2 separate regions of the Mus musculus genome follow, and region 1 is linked to region 2. Evidence: chromatin loops called from intact Hi-C (ENCODE). Cell type or tissue: left cerebral cortex. All regions are shown on one strand. Links, peaks and the distances in the headings refer to the core of each region. The heading gives the core; the rest is flanking DNA.

The links. Hi-C counts contacts between places; a loop is a spot of excess contacts. Peaks named below come from ENCODE experiments on the same cell type or tissue, not always from the same donor. Only the 100,000 strongest peaks of a DNase experiment are listed, where the experiment ranks them.
Region 1: it touches region 2 in a loop (3-fold over the local background); 18 of 42 quality-filtered maps call a loop at or near these places.

The regions. Positions count from the first base shown.
Region 1 is chr16:76,117,990-76,125,821 of GRCm38, reverse strand. It overlaps 4930578N18Rik (RIKEN cDNA 4930578N18 gene), which reads right to left and starts at 3,209. Exons shown (of 3, transcript NR_040575.1): 1 at 3,128-3,209. In left cerebral cortex, for the core only: no CTCF peak of the experiment used is centred there; no DNase peak of the experiment used is centred there.
Region 2 is chr16:75,774,696-75,782,527 of GRCm38, reverse strand. No RefSeq gene overlaps it. Among named protein-coding and RNA genes, the nearest start is that of Hspa13, 12 kb to the right of the region's middle. In left cerebral cortex, for the core only: a CTCF peak has its summit at 3,063 (motif pointing left); a DNase peak (open chromatin) is centred at 3,079.

The sequences.
Region 1 (7,832 bases), core at 1,358-6,357, 340 kb before region 2:
GAGGACAGGGAACCCCACTCTTCCCTAAACACCCACAGCGTGCCTGTTGGGGATGAGTACTGAAGGAGATGGGTGAGGACAAATGAGCTTCACAGAGAGAATTTCTAGTGTCTACATCCATTGTCAATATACATATATAGGCACATATGTGCACAGATATTAATAAATCAAGAGTGACAGGAAACAGCAAGCAGTCTGTGGCAAAAAAAAATACACCTAGGAGTAATGGTATGTTAATATTCAATTAAGCTATGGTCTAGTCTTAGTTGCCTGAGGAAGCTCATGACAGAATAAGGAGATAGATCTGCATCCTGTACAGGGCAAATCACTTTAATACAGTGGTAACAATGGAAACAAATGACTACAAACTGCAGTCAAACACCTGGCTTTACCTCTGATCCAAATAATCTGTGGGTCCTACAACTCCTTAATGCCTTCAAATTGTCCAACATGCATTCTCTTCCTCTTTCTCTTCCATTTCGTTCATGGTGTGTGTGTGTGTGTGTGTGTGTGTGTGTGTGAGAGAGAGAGAGAGAGAGAGAGAGAGAGAGAGAGAGAGAGAGAGGGAGAGGGAGAGGGACAGGGAGAGGGAGAGGGACAGGGAGAGGGAGAGGGAGAGGGAGAGGGAGAGGGAGAGGGAGAGGGAGAGAGAGAGAGAGAGAGAGAAAGAGAGAGAGAGAGAGAAAGGATGCTTCCTTAGCAGCTTAGAAGCTGCAAACAACACACCAAACATCCCAGGGGAAGCCAGATGCTAATTAGTGGTAAAAAGAACAAGTTTTAGATTACTGCCGTGGACCCCAGAACCAAACTAAGACTCACACGCCACCTTAGAGATTGACTGCCCATCCCGGGAAATGGACTTATAAGTACAGACATAGTTTGCAACCGACATATAAGAGCATGTGGGTTTAGGTTGTGAAGCAGACTGTCCTGGAGCAGACTGTTCAAAACGATGTGGTAGAATTCCTTTTTTTTTTCTTTTTTTTTTTATTGGGTATTTATTTCATTTACATTTCCAATGCTATCCCAAAAGTCCCCCCCCATGCTCCCCACCCACTCCCCCACCCACTCCCCCACCCACCCACTCCCACTTCTTGGCCCTGTCGTTCCCCTGTACTGAGGCATATAAAGTTTTCACGACTAATGGGCCTGTCTTTCCACTGATGGCCTACTAGGCCATCTTCTGATATATATGCAGCTAGAGACAGGAGCTCCGGGAGGTACTGGTTAGTTCATAATGTTGTTCCACCTATAGGATTGCAGATCCCTTTAGCTCCTTGGGTACTTTCTCTAGCTCCTCCATTGGGGGCCCTGTGATCCATCCAATAGCTGACTGTGAGCATCCACTTCTGTGTTTGCTAGGCCCCAGCATAGTCTCACAAGAGACAGCTCTATCTGGGTCCTTTCAGCAATATCTTGCTAGTGTATGAAATGGTGTCAGCGTTTGGAAGCTGATTATGGGATGGATCCTCGGATATGGCAGTCTCTAGATGGTCTATCCTTTCGTCTCATCTCCAAACTGTGTCTCTGTAACTCCTTCGATGGGTGTTTTGTTCCCAATTCTAAGAAGGGGCAAAATATCTCAGAGGCTCACTCCAGTGCGATACTTCTTTCAAGCTAAGAGGTAATTTCCCCCAACTTTGTGAAAGGCACCACAGCCATTTGATTTCAGTTTATGCAAAGTCCTTTGGGCGGAAAGAAATGAGATGTTTTAACAAGGCAATTTCTTGCAGAAAAGTACGGGGCATAACAAATAACAGAACAATTGACTCCAGGAATAACTTTCTTGCTTTTCCTTATTCCAGATTGGCTCATTTATTTTCAGTCCTTAAGAAGAGTAAGGTACATTGAGCATGAATCTAATTAAAGTCCTGTCACAAGTGTCATAGTAATTTAGACCTGCTTGGAAGTCTGGATGCCTGTTGCAGGCTCTAACAAGATCTGGTTCCCCACTTTTTTAGCTCATTCCCCACAACCCATTTGGACGCTCACCCTCCTTGCTTTGTATTGGACACTCCAGGTGTTTCTGCCCCCAGATCTTCCTCTGTTCCCTGTAGGTTTTTTGTCCCTGTCTTTACCTTACCTTTGTCCAGGTCTAGACACAGGAGGCTCCATACACACCATAGTGGCAGACTGTCTTTCTCCTTTTCTGTATTCCCAGTCTGCTTAGCTTTCTCAAAGCCTTTATGACTACACTACAGAACACCTGACCTTATACTGTTTCATGCCCTTCTTCTCTCTCTACCCAGATTCTGGGCTTCCAGAGGTCATGGTATATTCGTATTTGGCTTGATCTGTCTATTCCAGCCCCTGTCCCTGCCTAGTCAATGCTGCATTTGGCAAACGACACAACAGAATGGGCTCTTTTAAGTGATAGGTCTTCAATTATGTTTAATCTGTATTAAGCTCTTTGTAGAAATCATAACTCAAGCAACAGGATTAATGAAAAAAAAAAACTTTTTTTTTTCTCCCGTTGCCTTAAGTAACAGATTGAAAATTCCTAGGACAGGGTAGAACAGAGAAGTCGACATTAATTTAATTAAAGAGGAGCCATTTAAGATAGCAGAGTCATTTTGACCCAGTGTTAATGAGGGGAAACTGACATCGCAGCTGGGCCCCTCTCCTGGCTGCGTTCATGCTGATTACCAAATATGCGAACACAGTCTGCTGCCTCCAGACTGCTGCTGCAATGGCAGGTGGTGTCTCCTGTCTGAGGAGTTGGGGGCATTTCTTGTGAGAAGGTCAGCCACTCAGGGCAGTGAGAACATGAAGGAGCTCTTTCTCCTACAGCAAGTCTTCAGAAGAAGAAGAAGAAGAAGAAGAAGAAGAAGAAGAAGAAGAAAACCATGAGAGAGCATATCACGCCTCAGAATTCAGATGAAAACTTCTCCCAGGGTTCCTTGACACCCGGTAACTACATTTACAAGCGATAAGCAGAGCCAGACAGGAAAGCAGGGGTGAAGTCAGAGGACCTGCATCTCTTGCTATCGCTCCTTGATCTGCCTGCCCTTCAGACTCATGTCTTTCAGGAAGAAAGCATTCTTGCTACCCTCCAACGAGCATTCAACTCACTCAGCTCACAGGTCTAGCCTCCAAATCCTCAGTGCTCTGAAGAAAACATTCTTACCCATGAATGGCATTCTGCTGCAGACTATGTGTCTAACCGTCTTGAAGGGACATCTCCTCCATGCCATACTTGGCAGCAGAAATGGCCACCGCAGAGAGTAATAAAGCATGACTCCTCTCCATGGTGATGAAGTGTAAATGATGTCATAAATCCCAGGGAAGGGGTGTGATCAACTAGTTATGGGCTCCCTATGGACAGCATGTCAATAACTAAGGGAGTGAAGAAGGCCTCCGTTGGAAGGTGATATTTGAATCTGAAAGATGAATAGGACATTGTATCAGACAGAAATGTCAGGGAAAGGGCACACTACGGAGAGGAAACAACATGTTTCAAGGAGATAAGGCTCATGTAACATCAGGATTTTAGGTCTCTTTCTCTCCCTCTCCCTCCCTCCCTTTTCCTTCTCTCTCTGTTTGTCACTGTCTCTGTCTGTCTTTCCCTCTCCCTCCCTCCCTCCCTCTCTCTCTCTCTCTCTGTGTTTCTGTCTTTCTGTGTACCTTTATTTCTCCCTTTCTCTCTGTTTCTGTCTTTCTTTCTTTGTCTGTCTTTGTCTCTGTCTCTGTCTCTCTTTCTGTGTGTGTGTGTCCAGGTAGCTGTATGTGCAATCCTAGGCACAGTATATTGGAGGACAGTGGTTACATCTGTAGGAGCTACCTGTTTCCAACCCCCAGTGTAAAGTGTTTGAGGCAGGGAATTAGACACATACTCCCCGCCAAGCTCTGCAAGAACTAAAGACAGTTTCTGTGTAGAAATTCTATCACGTGTTTCTGAACTGCCATGTCTGAGTGTATTCACTCTCATGACCACCAGAGAGCCTGCTCACAACAATCATAGAAAGTTATACGCTCTATATCATGTGTCATATCACTCAAGAGTGATATATGTGTCATATCACTCAAGAGTGGGTTCTAACAGCACAGGATATGGTGTGGGGTGATGGGCCGTACACAGACAGCCTGGTCCCAGTCAAGCAAAGGTCTGGAACCCCAGTGACTTCCACCTGCATGGGACAGAAGGTGTTTGGTCTTGCCTCCTGGGTCCCTGGCTCTTGTCACATAGCTACAGCCTCCCACAGCCCTCCACAGAGGAATATGTGGTCATCAGTCAAGTAGGAGCAGCACCAAGCCCTCCCACACACAAATAAGGTTTCTTCCAAGCTCTTAGACCAAACCAATGAGAAGTACCTGTTGTCAGACCCTTACGTACCCCAAAACTGTATATAGGAATCCTATTTGGAAGGATTAAAGGTGTGTGCAAACTACTCCATAGTCCAAACCTTCTGTCCTAAGAGCTGTAACACTTGGGAAGAGGTCTACCCTTCTGAAGCTTCCCTTCGCTGGAACTCTCATACCAAGCAAGGCCAGAGATCTCCGTGGAAAGCCTCTGGTACCCAGACCCACAGTATGGTATTACCAGGCCTCCTTTACTCAGCAAACAGACCTTAGAGGGATGAGGATGCTCATCAAGCTCAGGGATAGTCAGGTACCACTGGCGGAGGAGGCCTCGTTGTACAGGCTCCACGGCAAAGCCTATGTTTGTACTTCGTCTCATAATCATCAGAGAAATGAGTGAACTTGGGGGGGGTGCAATATTAAGTGAGTTTTACAAAGACTATTCTATCATTTTTGTTGGCAGGAAAATAATTTTATAAAAAAAGGAGAAACATATAAGGAATGAAAGAGAGAAACTTTTAACTCTGGTAATTACATGGCATTTAGACCAATGCAAATCGAAAGAGAAAGCAAAGGAGCTTTCAGGCATTCTCTGTCCCAGAACAGTTAAGTCTAGGTTCTTTGAACACAACCAGTGTTGCGCTTGGGATGGGGGGTGGGTGATGGAGTCTGGGTTCTTTGAATATAGCCAGGGTTGAGCTTTGGGAGGAGGGAAGGCCCATCCTTGGTTGTTTTCACTTTCATTTTAAAAATCATTATTTGACTATAAAGTTCTGTCTTTGCACAGGTCACTAGTAGATTCCAGGATAGACTGCCAACTGTCAGCTAATTATGGTCCTTGCTCAAGACATTCCATAGCTAGAGATGGTCCTCCCCAACCTAGATGGGACCTTATTACTCGATTCTGTTTGCAAGAGTGGTGAAAATATAGCAACTCCAGACCCAGACCCCAGATCTTTTCACATCAGTCTCCAATTATGATATTATATAGTCCATGGCTACACACACACACACACACACACACACACACACACACTAATTAATATATGCACCACCTCTTAGCATGTAATGCCTATAGGCAGTAAAATAAAATGTCTTTCTAAAAACATTCATACTGTTACGAATTTTTACATATGGTGTGTATGTGCTGGTGTGCACATGTGCTTATATGTGTGTGTGTGTGTGTGTGTGTGTGTGTGTATGAGTGTGTGTGTGTGTGTGTGTGTGTGTGTGTGTGTGTGTGTGTGTAAGTGTACCAAAGATGCATCACAGTGTGTAAAGGTCAGAGAATAATGTTTTCTGGAATCTGTTCTCTCCTCTTTTGCATGGGTTCCGGGAATCAAACTGGGGTTGTCAGGTTTATCAATCTCATTGGCCCAAGAATGTCTTCTGAGGATTTAAAACATAGCTAAGGAATCCAGGAGAGTTTAGTAGGTAGTGGGAGAAACAGTTTCAGATCTTTTTTAAAGATAAAAAGTAGGTGCCCTCTAATTTGACATTTGATGAGGGGAGTCGACATCTCCATGAGGCAGTTGAAATGCGTGGGGCTAACAGTCACACACTCACAAGCAATCAGTGTTTTGTGAGATTGGCTCAGGCAAACACCTGAGAACTACTAAAGGCTCATAAAAGAATTACCCTAATATTTTGTGCATCTTCAGGGAACTCTGGATCTTCTTCTAAGCCTTACTCCCTCAACTTCAGGCACTGCCTTTACTGCCGTATCAAGGACAAAGCGCCCCACATAAATCCTTCAAGGGCATTGCTTCAGTTCAGGTTCACCTCACTGTGAAGAGGCACTGTGACCAAGGCAACAACATTTCCTTGGGGCTGGGTTACAGGTTCAGAGGTTCAGCCCATTATCATCAAGGTGGGAAGCATGGCAGCATCCAAGGAGGCATGGTGTTGGAGGAGCTGAGGGTTCTACATCTTGCTCTGGGGAGAACCAGAAGACTGTCTTCCAGGCAGCTAGATGGGTCTCAAAACCCATTCCCACTGTGACACACTTCCTCCAACAAGGCCATACCTCCTAATAGTACCACTCACTGGGCCAAGCATATTCAAACCACTAGAGACACCTGAATCTTTTCACATATACACCTTTGTGGGGCACTTAAATCATAGCAGAAGGTCAGAGGTGGATCTTGGGAAGTTGAGCAGCAAGGACACAGAGAGAGAAAGACACAGTAGCAAGAAACACAGTCCAGAGAATGAACTGTATTTGGTTTTAGAATTCATTAGAATTCAGGAAAAATTTCAGTGGAACTAGAAAACAAAAGTATAGTGCCCCATTTGCTTTTTATTTCTCCTGTCAACTTGATACAAACTAGGATCATCAGGAGGAGGGAATCTCAACTGAAAGCACTTCCATCAGATTGCTCTGTAGGCAATCCTGTGTGCGGTAGGGTACTTTCCCCATCACTTATGGAGGGAGGACTCAACCCACTGTGAGTGTTCCCATTCCTTGGCATGTGGGACTGGGTTATGATATAAAGCAAGTCAAGAAAGCCAAGAAAGAACAATCCAACCAGCAGTGCTCATTCATCGTCTCTGATTCAGTTCACACCTCCACGCTTCTACCTTGACTTCTTGTTGTGGCCTAACTGTAACCTGTGAGATGTAGTACACCCTTTCCTTTCTAAGTTGCTTTGGCTGTGATATTTAGTATCAGAAACAGAAAGCAAAACAGAACACATTGCATTGAGTGAGAGAAATACTAAGAAAGAAACAAAAACCAGCCTGCGTTGGAAGAGCAGAGGTCAAGAATGGAGATGTGTGCCTCATTCAAAGTTGGAAAATGAGCAGATGATTGTTAAGCATGCTTGGACAAGCACAACAGAACGGATAGTCTGAGAGAAAACAGATTCTTCTCTTGGTCTTATTTTATACAGAATACTGCCAGTTATAAAATAGCCTCAGAAGGCATCCAGTAAACATTTAGTGAAGGAATGAGTGGGAACAGGAAGAAAGAGAAGAGAGAATATGAAATCAGGGGTACAGATGAAATGTTATGTTTGGAAGAGAGGCAGGCCATCACTTGGGACAAGCTCAGAGGAGGGATCTGGAGTTTAGCAGGTAATCTAGGAGTTGGGTTTTGCGACTGATGGCTGCTGTTTTCTCTGTGAGGTAGGAAGTTTCACCAATCTGCTACAAATATGTGGGTGGGTCTGGCTAAGCGATTAAAGAATGGTACAGGCTTGTAGCTGTCACTGGAGTGGATATAATTTTTTGGGAACAAAAATGTTATGCAATAGTTATAAATCATCCATTGTGATAATGCATCAAGAAATACAGATATCAGATAGTTGCACTGACTCTTCATAATGCTGGGGTGTTATGGTTAATCTCCTTCTAAATATGCTCTGGCAATGAAAACACAACACAGTTAATATGATTACATGCTACGCGCCTAGATTGGGCAGATCTACCACTACATGACCATCTTCTACACCTATGAGAGCCCTTAGAACTTGCTGTTTCTCCAGGCCGTGTGCTTCTGCTCCACTTTTCTCTTTCTTCTTCCTCCTCTGTGT
Region 2 (7,832 bases), core at 1,056-6,055:
AGGCATGAATTCCTGTGTGTTGAACAGGCCAATCTAATACCTGCTGAATAAGCCCTAAAACACTAGTGCTGCCATCTTACCATTGGGTATACCTCTCCAGGCTGGTCGCTAACGCAGTCTGCAGGATGTACTGCTGAGCAGGACAGCGGATGACTTTTATTCTCCACCACCTTGCCTAGCATCTTCTGACATTGCAGCAGACATTATGCAGGTGGATTCCAGGTTAAGGACCACTTGATTTTTTTTTCAGTTCCCATGATTGAAGCATGTACTGTCCTTAGCAATACAGTCTTACCTTCAAGTCCTGAAAGGCAAGCAAGAGCCATGGCAGTCACCTGCACTGTTTAGTAGGGGGCGGCTTGAACTTCCCAAGCAACAATTTGAAGGGAAGTACCATCACCTAGTACAGGGCATTTTGTTTGATAGTTTAAGGCTTCTGTGGGGAGAATTATCTTGAACAGTGGAGTGACTTAATTTTAAAAAAGATTATAAAATAGTTTGTTTCCCCATGGCATTTTCAAAGTATTATCTAATCCCCAACATGTGCGCACGCATGCGTGTGGACACACACACACACACACACACATCACACATACATACACACAAACAACACACATACATACACACACACATCACATATACATACACAAACACACACCACACATACACACACACACAGACACACACACACACCACATACATACACACACACCACATACACACACACCACACATACACACACTCCTTCATTATGCTTTCAGCCTTCCTACTTAAAAGAAAAAAAAATTAACCAACGGTAAGTAATATGACATACAAGCACACGGAAATCAAACTTTCTTTAGCTACTTTAAATGTTATAACATTTCAAACTATTCACATGATTTTATTCAATATGATCAGGAGAGGTGTAAACTCAAAATTCTTAAGGAGGAGAAATAATTTCTGTGGAATAGTAGCTTTTTATATGATCTTAAGACAAAGAGATTTAAGAGTGCCTCCTAAATTGGCTCTTAAATATTTTAAACGGCTGTGACTCGGCAGTGACTCCTGGGTTTAAGTGGTTTTGAGTGCCACTCACACTGCCTATATATATTTGTTTACATAGCCTTAGTCCATACTGTATTTTATAAGAATAGGAGGGATTTATTTCAAAATTCCTGAATCGTGCATTGCATATAAAACTCTGTCTGTCATATGAAATGATGTAAATACGTACTTGTCTAGGTGGTAGGATTCATGGATCTGTACACAAACGTCAACCCAGTTATCTTACAGTATCTGCCTGACAAATGATTAAATGGAGTTAATTGTATGGCCTACATGCCTCGAGATAGAACGAGAACAAAGCTAACTGTTCTAGAAGCCCCGTCTCCCATCTCCCGTCTCCCTTACCTCACTAACATTGTACTCAACCTCAAAGCGTGTTCAGCTGTGACTTCCTGTAGACATTCTGGTGGACTAAGAAATTTTGTATAAATTTGATCATTCTTAGCATGCCAGCAAGAGCATGAAAGCTCAAAATTACATTTATTCTCCACAAATAGCTGTTTGAATTAGTAAGACACCTGGACAGCTACGGGTCATATATCAGCAGTCGCTAACCTTCAGCTTCCAAGGTATTGCATTGGTTCATGTGAACTGCTTATCACAACCCCACATTTGCTCTCATAAAAGCCCTTACATGGTGTGTTTCAACAGCCAGGTAATAGTTACAAAAGGCAGACAACAAATTAAATGCAGGAAAATTGGCAATTTTATTTATGGAAGTTCATCAATACTATCAAACATTACTACCAGCAGTTGCAAAATGCAACACATGCTACTTAGCTTCTTATATTTTCATATTCTCTTGGAAATCCAATAAGCAATGGGATCATTTCTCCCACATAGAGAAAGTATAAATTCATGAGGTAAGCAGAGACTTGAGCCATCCAATGTCTCCAATGACTTCTATCCTGATGGGGATGATTCTTATCCAATAATTTTCAAAGCATAATTCATAAACCTTAAAGCAGCCTGAATATCTGTTCACACAAACAAGAACATATACAAACAAAGCACATGGCCAAAGTTAAGAGAACAGAATTATACAAAAGCTCTAGCACAGATACATACACACAAATCACTCTGCTCTCCTCCAAAGAATAAACACAAGTGGATCTCTTGGGAAACCTTGAACAATAACAGCAAAAAAAAAAAAAAAAAAAAAAAAAAAAAAAAAAAAAAAAAAAAAAAGAGAAAAATCATTAAAATGGAAAAACTCTGGGACAATTACATGCAAGTAGTTGATGCTATTGACAACTAGAGTGTGGCCCTCTCCTCACAGTCTGCAAAAAAGACTTGAATATAGTATTACTAGACTTTTCTCCATATATGTGTATGTATATATATATGTATATATATGTATGTATACATATATAATTTAAATATTTAAAAATCATATAATTATGCATGTTTACAAAAACATCATTGCCAACCATGGTGACACAAGCCCGTACTATTAGAACGTGGTAAACTGAAGGAGAAGATGCTGGGTTGGAGGCCAGCCTGCGCTACATAGTGAGATACTGTCAACACAACATAGAGAAAGTGTGGTGGTGTGTGTGTGTAGTGGGGAGGTAGAGAGGAGCTGTAGTTGCTTAGCTCTTGTTTACAGCTTTTAGTTCCTAAGCCTTTTAGTAAAGAGAGAGAAACAGTGCCAAGCTGCCTCACTGTTCCTTTACAGGGCAATGCTGCATTTATTTGATGCACACATTTTATTTAATTTAATTGTGTGGCCTTGCAGTCGTTTCACTGCTTAGGGTTTCTCAATAAAGATCTTGATCTACCTTCCATCCTAAAAGTTGATACCTGATAAACAAAGATGCAGGGTGAAGGTTAGATATTAAGAAGTAATTTTAGATGCCACACGTAAAAGAAACAGAGATTTGGTACAAAGGACTTAAGAAGAACAAGGATTCTTCATAAAAAGTAGAACAAATAACTGTGGAAATTGAAAAGGGATCTTAGGTGTGAAATAGGGTCAAGTTAAAAAGCCTTCTTTGCTGTGTAACAGAGACACCTGCTGGTCACTAAACATTTCATGGCTCAAAACCCCAAATACATTTGATCCTTTGCTCTAAAGGAAACACTCCCACACAAAGTCTTTATGCTCCTGGAAACTCAAACATAAATATGATGAACAGGCTCCATAAAACAGATAATAATTAAATTAATTTCATGTATGTTCACTCATATTAAATCTTGAACAGGAAGTGAACCCTGCCAGCTAAATGCTTATTCCATTTTCCTGGACGTACTCTGTATGACACAACTCTAGAAGACACACAAGAGACACGTGAGCACAGCACACTCTGGTCCTTTAAGAAGAAGCAGGTGTTTTTGTTTCTGAAGATGCACAGTAGCACTATGGTCAGCAAAAGATGAAACCCTGAACAACACACACTTCTTTAGTCACTTGTTTAGGATTGTGGTATTTGAAAACTAACGCAAACGATGATTATCTAAAGGCACTGGAGGTTAATCTTATACTCTTTTAAGGGGATTAAACAAACTGACTTGCTTTTCTCACAATAATAGAAGACTGATGCGACGTCTCCATAGAAACTAGATCTATTCTTGCAAGGTGTCGGCCTTGAGGACTGATCAGATGCTATGATGGTACACGGGGAATTCTCCCCTACCAGAATGTTTACTCATTGGTGATGCATCCCTGTTCCTTAAATAATGCAAACTGAAAGAAACACCATGGTTAAACACAGTTTTGGATAATGAAATATTCTTTATACTTTAGAACATGAACGGATATTTCATGTTTTGTAACAAAAATCTGATTAGACTTTAGAAGCCAAAATTATAATTACAATCTAAGACAACACATAGCACATAAGTTAGATAATATGCATACTAGATTCATAATGTAGGCATGTGAAGTTGCTTATTTTAATCAACTAACTCATCAATTAAAAAGAAGTTATTCACACTGTGTGCAATACTGCACTTAGCAGCATTCAGACACAGAACTATAAGAAAGTCTCTTTCCACTGAGCCCAGATTTTAATTGGATATATCACTTATTTCACATAAATAATAATGTGCAATAAAAGTCAGAATTTAATTATCAGCTAAATTAAGTGATGATTAACCAAAGCCGTGAAGAAGTTCAAACATGGGAGCTGTGTTACCCAGAGCAATGGCCCAATGGAAACGAGCACTGAGGGGCTGGCGACAGTGAGCTAGATTTGTGGAGGAGAAGATCTAGAGAACTGTATTTCATGTGATTCCCAGAACCTTAACTTCACTGCGCAACCAAAGAGAAGGTACAGAAAAGGGGCCTTCGTTGGACAAAAAAATGTAGACAAGGAGCTCCTATCCTTTAAGCAGAGGGTGAATTGAGGGTTCTAGCAAGAAATGTTTGGCTGGAAAAGAATGGGCCAATTGGACGAATTTTTGAAAGCCTGGCAATAAAGTTTAGATTTGATGCATTAAAGTATAAAATGGGTTTTGATAAATTCAAAGAGAGTGGCTTAATAAATTCCGTCTTTAAGAGAGATTAGTCTGGCAGCCACATTCGCCATAAGTGGTCTAATATGGATTGGTTCCACTTGAGTTACTTGGCTAACAATATTTGGACTCAAAATTCATCTACAAAGAAAGCATTTCATATATCTTTATATATTTTATTTTACAGGATGGTTAAATTATTTATTTGGTGTCTACACTAATAATACATGAGAAACACAATGAAGCAGTAAGTTTAACCAAGTTTTTTTTTTTTTTAAATCCCAAACTTAGGCTCTTCTGCCCTGATTTTTCGACCTTATGATAAAACAAAAACACAAGAGTAATTAACATTCTTTTACTCATCTAGTGCATTTATGAAAAGTAGGGATGTTCTGAACCATATATATGTTACTGTTCCATTTTTCCGGCACTGAACATATACCACTCACTTCATTCTTATAATACTCCTGCCAGAGAGTCAGTATGATCTCTAGTTGTGTGGCTCCAGATTCTGAACCTCACAAGAAGTGAAAGATGTATCCCAATATTGTATATTGGGATGTGAAGCCAGGTCTTTCTGGTCAAAAAGCTTGTGGTCTCCTGCATGATCTTACTCAGACAATGATTCTTGTCCCTCCTTCATTCTCATAATGCCACATGTCAAATTGAAAAGCTACACTCAGCTACATCAATATTAGAGAATGCCAAACTGTGGGTGGACTTCTCCAGCACTGATCATGGAAAGCATTCGTACTGATAGCCAAGACTGGCTAAGGAATCAAATGGGCACAATTCCAATTCTCAATTACAAAATTCATTCTATGCATTCTAGACACACAAAGGGGCCTAGAGTTGAATACTAGATAAGAACATTGAAACCATTTGATACACTTTTAGCTTTGATTCAGTTACTTCTCCACTTCAAAGGTATCATTCGCATAACTCTACACTCAGGCTTAATTTTATAGTTCTTCATATAAACCATTGACATCAGTTTTCAAAGTTGACTTTAATTCGCATGAGTTTCACTATTATTGATGAGACTATTCCTATTTGGATATCAAGCAATCTCTGAGAGATAGTTTCTAAATAACTAAGAATGAAGTCAAGGCTTCTAGCTATCCCACTGTACAATCCTATATGACTTCTACAATAATGAGCAATACATAGAAGCGAAGTTGGTTGACTTTAATGGCAGGACGTAAAGCCTCTCCCCCTACCTACAGACCCTAACCCATAAATAAGAACTGACATTTCACAGATCATCAGTTAGTTTCATTACTCTACATCCGACTGAGTTTTAAGCAAAAGATATCTGGAGAACTTACACTTGTAAAAAATATGTCTCAGATATAATAAAGACTCTTATTGAGAAAATAATGACACACATAAAGTCCAGCTACATTGAATGCTAAGCTCTTGAGAGACGGAAGAAACTTTCCAAGGAAGTAAAAAGGAATCTTCGGAAACACAAAGAAGGACACCAAAAGGAATTCACAGAAGTGGAGATGTCCCGAGGCCAATGTCAACCTCAACACATCAGGTCTCAAATCAGGAGCAACGACAATGACGGTGAGACTCACAGACTGGGTGGAGACCTCGGAAAGAACTATGTGGTCCCAAGTTTGTTCTCTTAATCCAGCTGAATCATCTCACACATTCTTTATTAATTAAAAAAATACAATAAAATCAGACAACTAACTTCCGAGGAAGAATAAAACAAATATATGTATTTGTCCAGATAAACAGTATAATTTAGTACTCAGCTGCAATAAAAATATCAGATCAGTTGCACAGTAAAACAGAATAGAGTGAGAAGCAGATCTATGCACCTTGCAACCCTGTAAATAACAAGGACATTTAACACTATAGGATTTATGTTTAATAAATAGTCCTACGCTAATATCTGTACAGAAAAGAAGGAGTAGCATCCTAACACACTATCAGTCCAAGGAGGAGTAGAGACCCAATATGACAGGTGAAAAAGGATAACATGGCATAATTTCCTAGTGAATTTGATATAAGTTAGTGGTTAATGATATACAAAAGTATAAAACTACATTACATAATTAATAAATTCAAATAATCTTAGATGAAACTAGTGGAGGTATTTATAACCTAGATGATCTGCTAAATACTAGTAGTTAAAATATAAAGAAACACCACGACTTGAACAAAAAAGGAAAATAAAGACAAAAATACTAAATTTCCCCAAAAACCAGGAAAATTCAAATACATATCACGGAGACACACCATTCTGTTTTCTGGCGAATATGATGATGTTGCGGCTTCTCTTAGATGACTCTAGACTGTGTCAAGTTGACAGTTAAAGCTGTCGATGTCAACTTGACACAAAAACATATCACTTTAAACCACACAATTCCGTCCCTTCTCAAGTCTCATGTTAATATAACGGTATGAAATAAAGAACTTTAAAAGTGCCACAGTCTTTTAAAAGTTCCAATGATTAAAAAGTTCAATGTCCTTTTAAAGGTCCAAAGTCTCTTAACCTTGGGTTCCTATAAAATCAAAAGCAAGTTAAATACTTCCTACTTCCATCAAAGAAGAACCAAGGCATAGGAAAAAGTCAGATCAAAGGGAATCCAAAACCTAGCAGTGTAAATCCCCGTCTCATAAGCCCAGTGTTCAGCATCTGCAGTTCATTCCCTGGGCAGTCGTCTGGTCATCTCCTGCACACGCAATTTGTCTTAAGGGCTTAGGCCTATTCCACTCTACACCTAGAAATGTCGCACATTCCTGGCATCTCCAATATCCTGTAGTCTCCACAGCAACTGAGGTGGCATCTTAACTACTGGCCTCTCCACAGGGATTATGACTCTGCCATATGATGCCAGGCCTCAACTATTCTCTATGATCATGTCAAGCTTTCAAAATCAGCATCATCCGTGTGCTATCACATAGTCTTCACCAAGTTCTGTTGTGAGCCTGAAGTGCAACCTAGCAACTCCCCTAAATAAAACAAAACAAAAACAAACCAACCACCAGTTGTAAACTCTGAGAAAAATACGACTTTGCCAGTGATGTACAATAAGGTTCACTTAAGTGATGCTAATATCTTAGTAACTGTAGCTTATTCTTTCGTCCCAGCTGATTGGCCCAGTCAGATTCTTAGCTGAAAGGCCACACAAATGACCCCTGCCCCCGTCTGAGAAGCTTCAATGGGCCCCAATTTCTCTTGGCATTCTTATCTTCCAAATTCCTACAAGATGTCTAGTAAGCTTTGAGCTTTCCCACCTCAAAGTTCCATTCTTCACATTCTTCCGATAAAAGAGTTCAAAAGTACTGGGGAAGTCTGAAGAAAAAATGAC